Linked DNA regions of Homo sapiens: region 2 is linked to region 1. Evidence: chromatin loops called from intact Hi-C (ENCODE). Cell type or tissue: mammary epithelial cell. All regions are shown on one strand. Links, peaks and the distances in the headings refer to the core of each region. The heading gives the core; the rest is flanking DNA. Region 1 overlaps UBASH3B (ubiquitin associated and SH3 domain containing B). Region 2 overlaps UBASH3B (ubiquitin associated and SH3 domain containing B).

Region 1 (4,389 bases), core at 178-4,177:
CTTTGCTGCAGAGGCTGCATCCAAAACCGGTGAGCAAACAGCTGCCAGGCCAGCCCTGGGCCCTGTCAATCAAAGAGTTGGAAAGGAAAAAGGATAGGAAATAGTGGTAGAGGAGCAGGATGGGGTCAGGAGGTGGAGGACCCTGCAGGAATGGACGTGTGACAAAAAAACAGCCTTTTCCTGCAGCACCCCACGTCTTGCTCCCTTGTAAAAACGTTCAACCCCTCTTCTGCTGACCTGGAGAGACCGTCTAAGGCTTATTCCCTAACACCCAAGTTGAAGTTTCACAAATGACTTCCATACTGAACTAGAAATGTATTTCTTTGTAGCACCACCATCTCCTCCTAATTCAGAATTAAAGAAACATCCTTTCTCCCTCCCAAGCTCCCGCCCATGTAGGTGTTTATCTGGGTCTCATTGTTCACTCCATGACAATCCAGATCTTTTCTCAGTGGGTAGCAGAGGATAGAGAGAAGAGTGGAAGCACTTCGTATTATATCACAATAAAATCCACTGAACCAATACCCTTCAACTTGCTGAAAACCATTAGACAGGACCCCAAGCCCCAAGAGTCTGTCTAAAAATGTAACCCCTTCCAAATGTCTCCTGCTCTTCTCATGGGAGCTCTTAGTTCAGGACACCTGAGATTTCCTGTCAAAGGAATTAGCTTAAGGGGGTGCTCAAGGCAGGAGACACGATGGAGGTGAAAAGAGGGAGAAGTTTGCAAAGCTCTCCTGTCTGACTACAGGTGTGGACAAGCTCACTTAGCTCAATGACAGCAGGGAAACAGACAGACAATCTGGTGGGGGGAGAGCCTCTTGGCTCGCTCCAGCATGAAATCACAATTGGCAGGTACTTACTGGTCACCTACTATGAGGATTTCTCCTACATGAGGAGTGCTACAGGGAAGAGAACAAGAAGTGGTTTCTCCCGGCCAGGCCCTGTGTAACATCAGCTCTGAAAAGAGAAAGGGGTGGTTCTACCTTCACGGAAGGAAGGAAACTTGCCCTGGGACGATGTTGATCAGGACAATGGAGGAAAGGCCTGCAGGCGGGCGGGTGGCAGGAGCACAGGCAGGCAGGCATGAGATGGTGTGAGCAGAGGACAGTGGGGAGGCTGCCCTGACCAGAGTGGATGGTGCAGGATGCACAGTGGAAGCCGAGTGCTGAGTGCAAAGCTGGAGGAGACGTACAATTCCCCTACCCCTAATTTTAGGGAGTGCCAGAGAGGGGGAAGACCTGAGCAAGGCCGCAGTTTGCTCCTTAGCCTTTTGGCCTTTGGCCTATCCCTCACCTGCCATTGTTCCCTGCTGCTATTTTCATCACCATCTCAGGCCCTTTGTTCCATATTCCTCTTTACCAGAAAAGCACCACACAGGACTTGGGACCTATGAGTGGGATCGGGGCTCAGTATCACTGCAGGATCACAGTGCTCTCGGAAGGAACACAAGGACCTTAAGACCCCTCTGTACCTGGGGAGGGGTCCTCTTTAGACTTTGCAACCCCCACCCCCACCTCTTCCTCTCCCTCAGCGACGGGACTAGTCTCCGGGTCCTGACTTCAGTGAAGCCTGACATTTCATAGGAGCTTAATATTTCAGAGAAAGAGCATAACTGAGAGGCAAATTATTTCCTGCTCTTATCCCTCAATCTCAAGGAAATGGCTTTCTCTCATCCCACAGTAGTTATTGTCAGAACCACTAAATCCCCACAAGGACCAAAACTAATGTCAAAGCCGCAAAACCCAAATCCTTCACAAATGAGAAAAGCAAGCCTCAGCCAGGGCCGCACAGATTCTTGGAGTGCATACTGAGTGAGCAGCAGTCGAAGCCCCAGCTTTCCCTGTGGGACGCGGGTGGAGCCAATTCCTCTCCAAGATCCTGCTGTCATGAAGAACTTGGCCGGCTTCGTTTCTCTGCTGTTGTGTGGCCCCCTGGTGGGGATGTGGAGAACTGGATGACCCTGCGCAGCTTAGCTGGTCCCGCTCCTTATTACCCAGCATGGGAAGCCGGCCACCATGTCTTTGCCCTGGAACTTGGTATTCTCCAGTTGTTGGCAGGACCAGATATCATCAAGTAGATTTAGTGTCTTCCTCCATTTGAAGTGGTCAAGGGAGATTCATTCATGTGCATTTATTCATTTAACAAGTACTGAAAACCTGCATGATATGCTGAGTAAGGATACAGTGTAAGCGAGAGACAAAAACCTTGTTTCATGGGGCTTACACCAAAGAAAGGCAATGCAGTATAAAAGAAAAAGTACTTAAAACCGAAATGCTCAATTTCTAGTTCTATCTTGGGCCACTAATTCTCTGTGTGACTTGACCAAGTTCCTTAAATTCTCAAATTCCCTAATTTCTTCTAGTTGCAACTTCTTCATTATTCTAGTTTGTACAGTAGATGATTCTCCCTCATTGTAAATACAAAAGAGGCCAGGCATGGTGGTTCACACCTGTAGTCCCAGCTACTCAGGAAGCTGAGGTGGGAGCATCACTTGAGCCCAGGAGGTGGAGGCTGTGGTGAGCTATGATCATGCCACTTAACTCTAGCCTGGGCAACAGAGAAAGACCCTGTCTCAAAAAAAAAAAAAAGTACCAGAGAGAGAAAAAAAAGCCATTCCCTCCTATAGGTAGGGTTGTTTTGTTTTGTCTCTTGGGATATCTTAGAATAACAGTCTGTATACTTTAAACCAGTATGTCTCAACTAAGGGTGATTTTGTCTCCCAGGGTACATTTGGCAATGTCTGAGGTCATTTTCAATTGTTACAGCTTGGAGAGTGCTGCTGACGTCTTGTGGGTAGAGGCCAGGGATGCTGCGAAACACCCCATCATGCACAGGACAGCCACCCCCCCCAAAAAATAATTATTCAACCCAAAATGCTGTTGAGAGAAACCCTGCATTAAACTTTGAAAATATCCATCTTTTCCCCTCATTTCTCCATCAATCTCACCCAGAAGCTAAGACACGTGATTCCAAAATGAAGGGAATAGAGCTTTGGGAGTCACGCAGCTATAAAACATGCTTTGTATTTCTACACAAATTATTTCATCACTGTAGGTCATAGTGCCCTCTTCTGAAAGGTGGGGCTGGTGACCACCAACTGGAATGTTGTGAGAAGGACTTAACTAAAAGGACTGCCCTCAGCTGACCCGCAGCTCCTAGAGGAAAGCCGTATGGTGGCTATCTCTTGAACAGTGGCTTGATTCGGAATCTCTTGCCATCCCCTTACCCCCTTATTCTACTGCTGTGAAGGAGAGAAACGTCTTTTGTCTTCTTTGTTATGTGGGAAGCAGAATTTCTCAGGGTACCTTTCTATGCCTTTCCTTAAGTCTTCACCATTGCTATCATCACCACCTTTTAATTACTGACCTTTTTCTTCCTTTTTCCAGAAGTGCATGTGGAACCTCATAAGAAGCAGCTACATGTGACCCTGGCTTACCACTTCCAAGCCAGCCACCTACCCACCCTAGAGAAACTGGCCCAGAACATTGACGTCAAGCTAGGGTGTGACTGGGTGGCTACCATATTTTCTCGGGATATCCGATTTGCTAACCATGAGGTAATGTCTCACTGTGGTTCCAGAAGCTACCAGGTGCAGGGATGCAATCAGAATCAGCAGCTCGCTGCTGCAGGGAGATGGGTACCTACAGGGGAAAAATGGAGCAAGCACCTAACAGAGAGTCCGTTGGCTCAGGATTGTGTCCAGCCTCTGCTTGCCTCACTGGGAGGCTTCCAGCTTGCCTCCCTCCTCTCTGGGTCACAAGTGGTTCATCTGGGTAACATCCCCCTAGTTCTGTCTCCCCTGCCAATCCAACTCCAGCAAAAAAGAAATGAAATGGGAGAGAATAAATAAAAAATATATTGGAAAATTTTTAATATTATATAAATTTATGGTGTTAATGGAAGACATCATTTTGACCTTAGGTGAGTTGAAGAACATATAAATACCAAAGAAAACAAAACAAAAAACAAAAACACTTGCAAAGACATAATCAACAGATATTTGCTGTGTATCTGTATCATGCAAAGTACCATGGAGCATACTGGAATTTTTAAATGTTGTCCTGTCCTCAAGGAGCTTTGAGAACAGACACACATGAAAAGAAAACTCAAGTCACCTCTTGTGAGAGTTTCTGCACATCCCAGTGGGAGGCCTGAGTGAGAAAACTGAATTCCATCACAAGAAGAAAGATTGGTACACCCCTAGCACCCTTCCTTTGAGGGAATCAACATTGCCTTCTAGACAAGTATGTGACATCTTGGAAGCATAATATTGCCTTTTTTTTTTTTTTTTAAATGGAGTTTCATTCCTTGTTGCCCAGGCTGGAGTGCAATGGCACGATCTTGGCTCACTGCAACCCCTGCCCCTGGGGTTCAAGCGATTCTCCTGCC
Region 2 (4,389 bases), core at 277-4,276, 70 kb before region 1:
GGAGTGATTAGAGATTCAGTGTGTTTGTGTCCTGCTGCTTTGATTCCCTTATTAAAGAGAATGAAAATAAACCCAGCAGCTGCTGGTTAACTCTTTCTGGGTATAGGCCTACAATCAGCAGAAATGCTCCAAGTCATCAAGCATTCCTGACATCCTGGGTGGAATTATCTAATCTAAGGCTTTTGCAAGGGAGGAATTTGAGTCCCCACCTAGCCTTTTCTCCTAGAGTTCTGGAAGAGATTATCACACGGTCTCAAAAACTAGAGCTCTAACCTGTTTTTGGTTTATGTGTTTGTTCATTTGTTAGTTCATTCATTTGCCTAGATCAAAAGAGCATTCTCGAGGCCAGGGGCTGTGGGTCGCGCCTGTAATCCCAGCACTTTGGGAGGCTGAGGCAGGCAGATCACTTGAGGCCAGGAGTTCGAGACCGCCTGGCCAACATGGTGAAAGCCCGTCTCCACTAAAATTACAAAAATTAGCCAGGCATGGTGGCGGGCACCTATAATCCTAGCTACTTGGGAGGCTGAGGCAGGAGAATTGCTTGAACCCAGGAGGCAGAGGCTGCAGTGAGCCGAGGTCATACCACTGCACTCCAGCCTGGGCGACAGAGTGAGACTGTCTCAAAAAAAAAAAAAAAAAAAGCATTCTGAATCATGGATTTAAGATAATCATAATAAACAACATGGTCTAGCTTCTAGGTTCTCAGAGCAGAAGAAAGATAAGGCCAACAGTTAGAAGACAGAGGTAAATGCAGTTTAGGAAAGGCATTTAGGAGGAGGCGAAAGAGCAAGTCCCGGAGCGGGCTGGTGGTTGGAGAGATGGTGGGGCCACCATTGTTGTGCACGCTTATTACAAGCCAGGCATTGTGCTGCCTTCTGCACACATTATCTCTGTGTCATCACAACCACCCTGCAAGGCAGGTCCAGTCTCATCCCATTTCTTGAAAAGAAGGCTCAGGGACATTAAGGACCAGACATGATCTCCCCCACCTGAAAAGTGGCAGAGCCAGAAGTCAAACGTTCATCCATCCATCTGGTCGTGGTATCCTCAATCTCTGCCTCCAGAAGCGTGTGATCTTGCTAAATCATAGCTAATGCCGATATAGCCAAAAATGGACAAATAAAGGCACCAAAGTAGAAGTGGTATAGGGGGTGGAAGCTGCCCCATAAGGGCCTGCTGGGGAGAATTGGGGAGGGGGACGGGGCATGTAGAATTGGTAGGCAATGGGAACACAGAAAGCCCATGCCGCATACCACTTCCCTAGAGCTTTTGACTCTCATTCCATAAGGAGAGGAACCCCAGGTGGGTAGGCTTTGTCCTGGGGGCAGGGTGGTGGGGGTGGAGATGGTAGAGCAGCCATGGGAACATAAAGGCATATACCCTGGATTTTCAGGGATAATCATAATTTTCAAATCATCCCTTTTCATTGACAGGCCATAGAGGAAACATTGGTCTTGACTCTTGTTTCAGAAAATAAGGTCCCAGCAAAGTCAATGGGTTAGGAAGTGTGGGAGCCCTGTTCTCTGATGACTGTTGGAAACGAGATTCATGGAAGGAAGCCTGGGCTCTCCTGACTCTGTGCTTCAGTGTCCAGGCAGAATCTCCTCAGTTAATTCTCCAGAAGAGAGCCCCCACCCTTCCTCTTTATACACTCTGGCAAGGGAGCTCCTAATCTTGCAGTCCCAGGCTCCCAAAATCTCTGTAGCAGACATTTTTGGGGGTCCCCCATCTCCTGTCCAAACCTTGGAATTCGTAATCATTTTAGTGCTTAGGGAAAGAGAGGAGAGGTAATCAGACCCTATTCCAAATGCATCTCTTTCCTTCCATTTTTCTTTCGTCACTCTCCAGCCACGTGGGTCCCATCACAAGTCATCAATAACAAGATGGTCACCCCTGAGTCCAAGGGAGGCTCACAAGACTCAGGCAGAGTGAAGCTGAGCACAGGGCAGGATGTGATAAGCAGGCCTGAACGGAGCCGAGGAAGGCCGGGCACTGGCAGCCTTTAAGTGCCTTGCAAGGACATGTGCCGGGAGTGCGTGTATGCCTCTAAGTCTCCTGAGCATGCCCCCGGGCACTTCAGCCTGGCCTTGGCCTCATTACTACCTCATGCTGTGTAACGGGCACAGGTGCATGTGGAAAAAGAATCAAGGTTTTCTGATAGAACCAATTTCCTTTACTGGAGTTTGCAAATAACCTGCTGTCCTTGGGCCTTTGCATTTCCATCTCTAAAATGGGAATACTAATCCTGCCTTCAATGTCCCACTGACTACATACACCCCTCACAAAGATACTGTGAGGAAGAGTGAGTAATAGCAAAGAATCTTAAGGCTAAAAGAACCCCAGGGTTCATTTTTTTCTATCCCTTTACTTCCAGCCAAGTTCTCTACACAATAATACCCATACCAAAGAAAGGAATGTGCCGGGCATAAAGACCATCTAGAAAGGACAGCCCGCAGCTTCCCCTTGGTTTGAAGCCAAGTTGGAAGTTGTCATGCCAGCTGCATTTTTTTTTTTTTTTTTACTGCATTGCTGTTCATCATCAAGTAATTCAGGGCACTAGGGGGAAAAAACTTCTCTGAAAATGAGGGAGTGATTTGCAGCATCTGTTATTTCCTTTTTAATTGAATCTGTTCTTCTCAGATACCAGGAGCAAGTGCCAAAGTCAGCAGTAGAATTCAGCTGTGTACATTTTGAACGAGCTGGAAGATAAGTTTATGAGCACTATACGGATGCAGATTGTACAGAAACCAGATGGCCATATTGTCCTCAAAGTCCTCTGGAGGGCGGTAGCTGACATGAAGCTCCAGCATGAGGAGGTGGGAGGTCTGCTGACTTTCCTAAGGAGCTGCTTGGGTAGATACACACCCAGGGTGGACTTGGATGCTTCCTTGGTGGGGGACGCACGTCACACGAGAGGGGCTTTCTCAGCAGCCCAAATGGACCCAGGGGCTCTCATGCTTGCTTCCATCCTGGCCCTGAGTAATAGGCATAAACCAGGGTCCTGTTGGTGCTCGCTCTTTTTCCCTCACATTCTGCATCCTGTTGAGCACCAGGAGGGTCACCAAGGGAAGCTAGGGAATTTCTACCCCAGAAAGTACCCAACAGCCCTGACTAGCTGGGAGGCAAGAGGAGAACTCCATGGGTTTCACAGGTACCTTCCTACCTGTGGTGTTGCACAAACAAAAGCAAACGCCCTGAAGTATATAGAACTCCACTACCAAGTGCAGCTTCTTAACAGCAGTTACATTTGCAGGAGAAGAGGGGATTTTGCTCCTGGATGAATGAGGAATAGTGGTACAGGGATGTACATCTCTGAGCTGAGCCCCAGGAAGCTGACTGGACATTCATCTTTCTTCTCTGGGTGGTTTTTTTTTTTTTTTTTTTTTTTTTTTTTTGAGATGGATCTCGCTCTGTCGCCCAGGCTGGAGTGCAGTGGTGCGATCTCGGCTCACTGCAAGCTCCGCCTCCTGGGTTCACGCCATTCTCCTGCCTCAGCCTCCCGAGTAGCTGGGACTACAGGCACCCGCCACCACGCCCAGCTAATTTTTTGTATTTTTAGTAGAGACGGGGTTTCACCATGTTAGCCAGGATGGTCTTGATCTCCTGACCTTGTGATCCGCCCACTTCGGCCTCCCAAAGTACTGGGATTACAGGCGTGAGCCACTGCACCCGGCCCAGTGTTCCTCATTTTCACACAGAGGAGTTGAGGCTCACATGGGATGAAGCTCTCTTTAGGGCACACAGGAGGTGCACTGTAGATCCCAAGAATAGCCACACGACGAAGAGAGGCTTTGGTTTGGGAAGTAAAAAGCCATGTGGTCAGCTGACTCTGCGGCATCAGACGAATGCATGTGAAATCATGGATCTCACCCACCTGAGGAAGGTGGGAAGTTACATCAACTGTGATAATAGATCTGTAGATGCAAAAGGCCTTGGAAGGAATATCCTATGGAAATAGAAGATATATTACAGCTTTAGCCTCTTAGGAGTGTGTGTGATTTGTCCAAAAAGATAAGCTTTATGTTAGCAATTATAAAGAAACTATAGGCATGTTGCATTTTTCTGAGAGCCATGGCCAAATTCTTGGTAAGAGTTTTTTTGAAAATCATAGTATTTTATTTTGGGGGCCCTAAAGTTTATTTATCTCAGCCACTCCCAAATCTGGCCACATGTCAGTCATCTCCAGCCTGGGCGACAAAGCGAGACTCCATCTCAAAAAAAAAAAAAAAAATGAATGTTCAGGGTTATTCCTGAAAATTCTGATCCAGTAGGTCTTGGGGAACATGGGAATCTGTATTTTTACTGAACTCCACCAGTAACTCAGATATGCAGCTGGCTTTGTGACCTCATCCAGTGCAGCCTTCCATCAGATGTTTATATCCAGGTTAG

What was found. A loop is a pair of places that touch in the nucleus more often than their neighbours do. Peaks named below come from ENCODE experiments on the same cell type or tissue, not always from the same donor. Only the 100,000 strongest peaks of a DNase experiment are listed, where the experiment ranks them.
Region 2: it touches region 1 in a loop (5-fold over the local background); 5 of 110 quality-filtered maps call a loop at or near these places.

Annotation. Positions count from the first base shown.
Region 1 is chr11:122,779,667-122,784,055 of GRCh38, forward strand. It overlaps UBASH3B (ubiquitin associated and SH3 domain containing B), which reads left to right. Exons shown (of 14, transcript NM_032873.5): 4 at 1-29; 5 at 3,387-3,556. Among named protein-coding and RNA genes, the nearest start is that of CRTAM, 57 kb to the right of the region's middle. In mammary epithelial cell, for the core only: a CTCF peak has its summit at 1,945 (motif pointing left); a DNase peak (open chromatin) is centred at 1,905; H3K27ac peaks cover 442 bases.
Region 2 is chr11:122,709,532-122,713,920 of GRCh38, forward strand. The region is part of intron 1 of UBASH3B (ubiquitin associated and SH3 domain containing B); the gene reads left to right. Among named protein-coding and RNA genes, the nearest start is that of UBASH3B, 56 kb to the left of the region's middle. In mammary epithelial cell, for the core only: no CTCF peak of the experiment used is centred there; a DNase peak (open chromatin) is centred at 2,400; H3K27ac peaks cover 189 bases.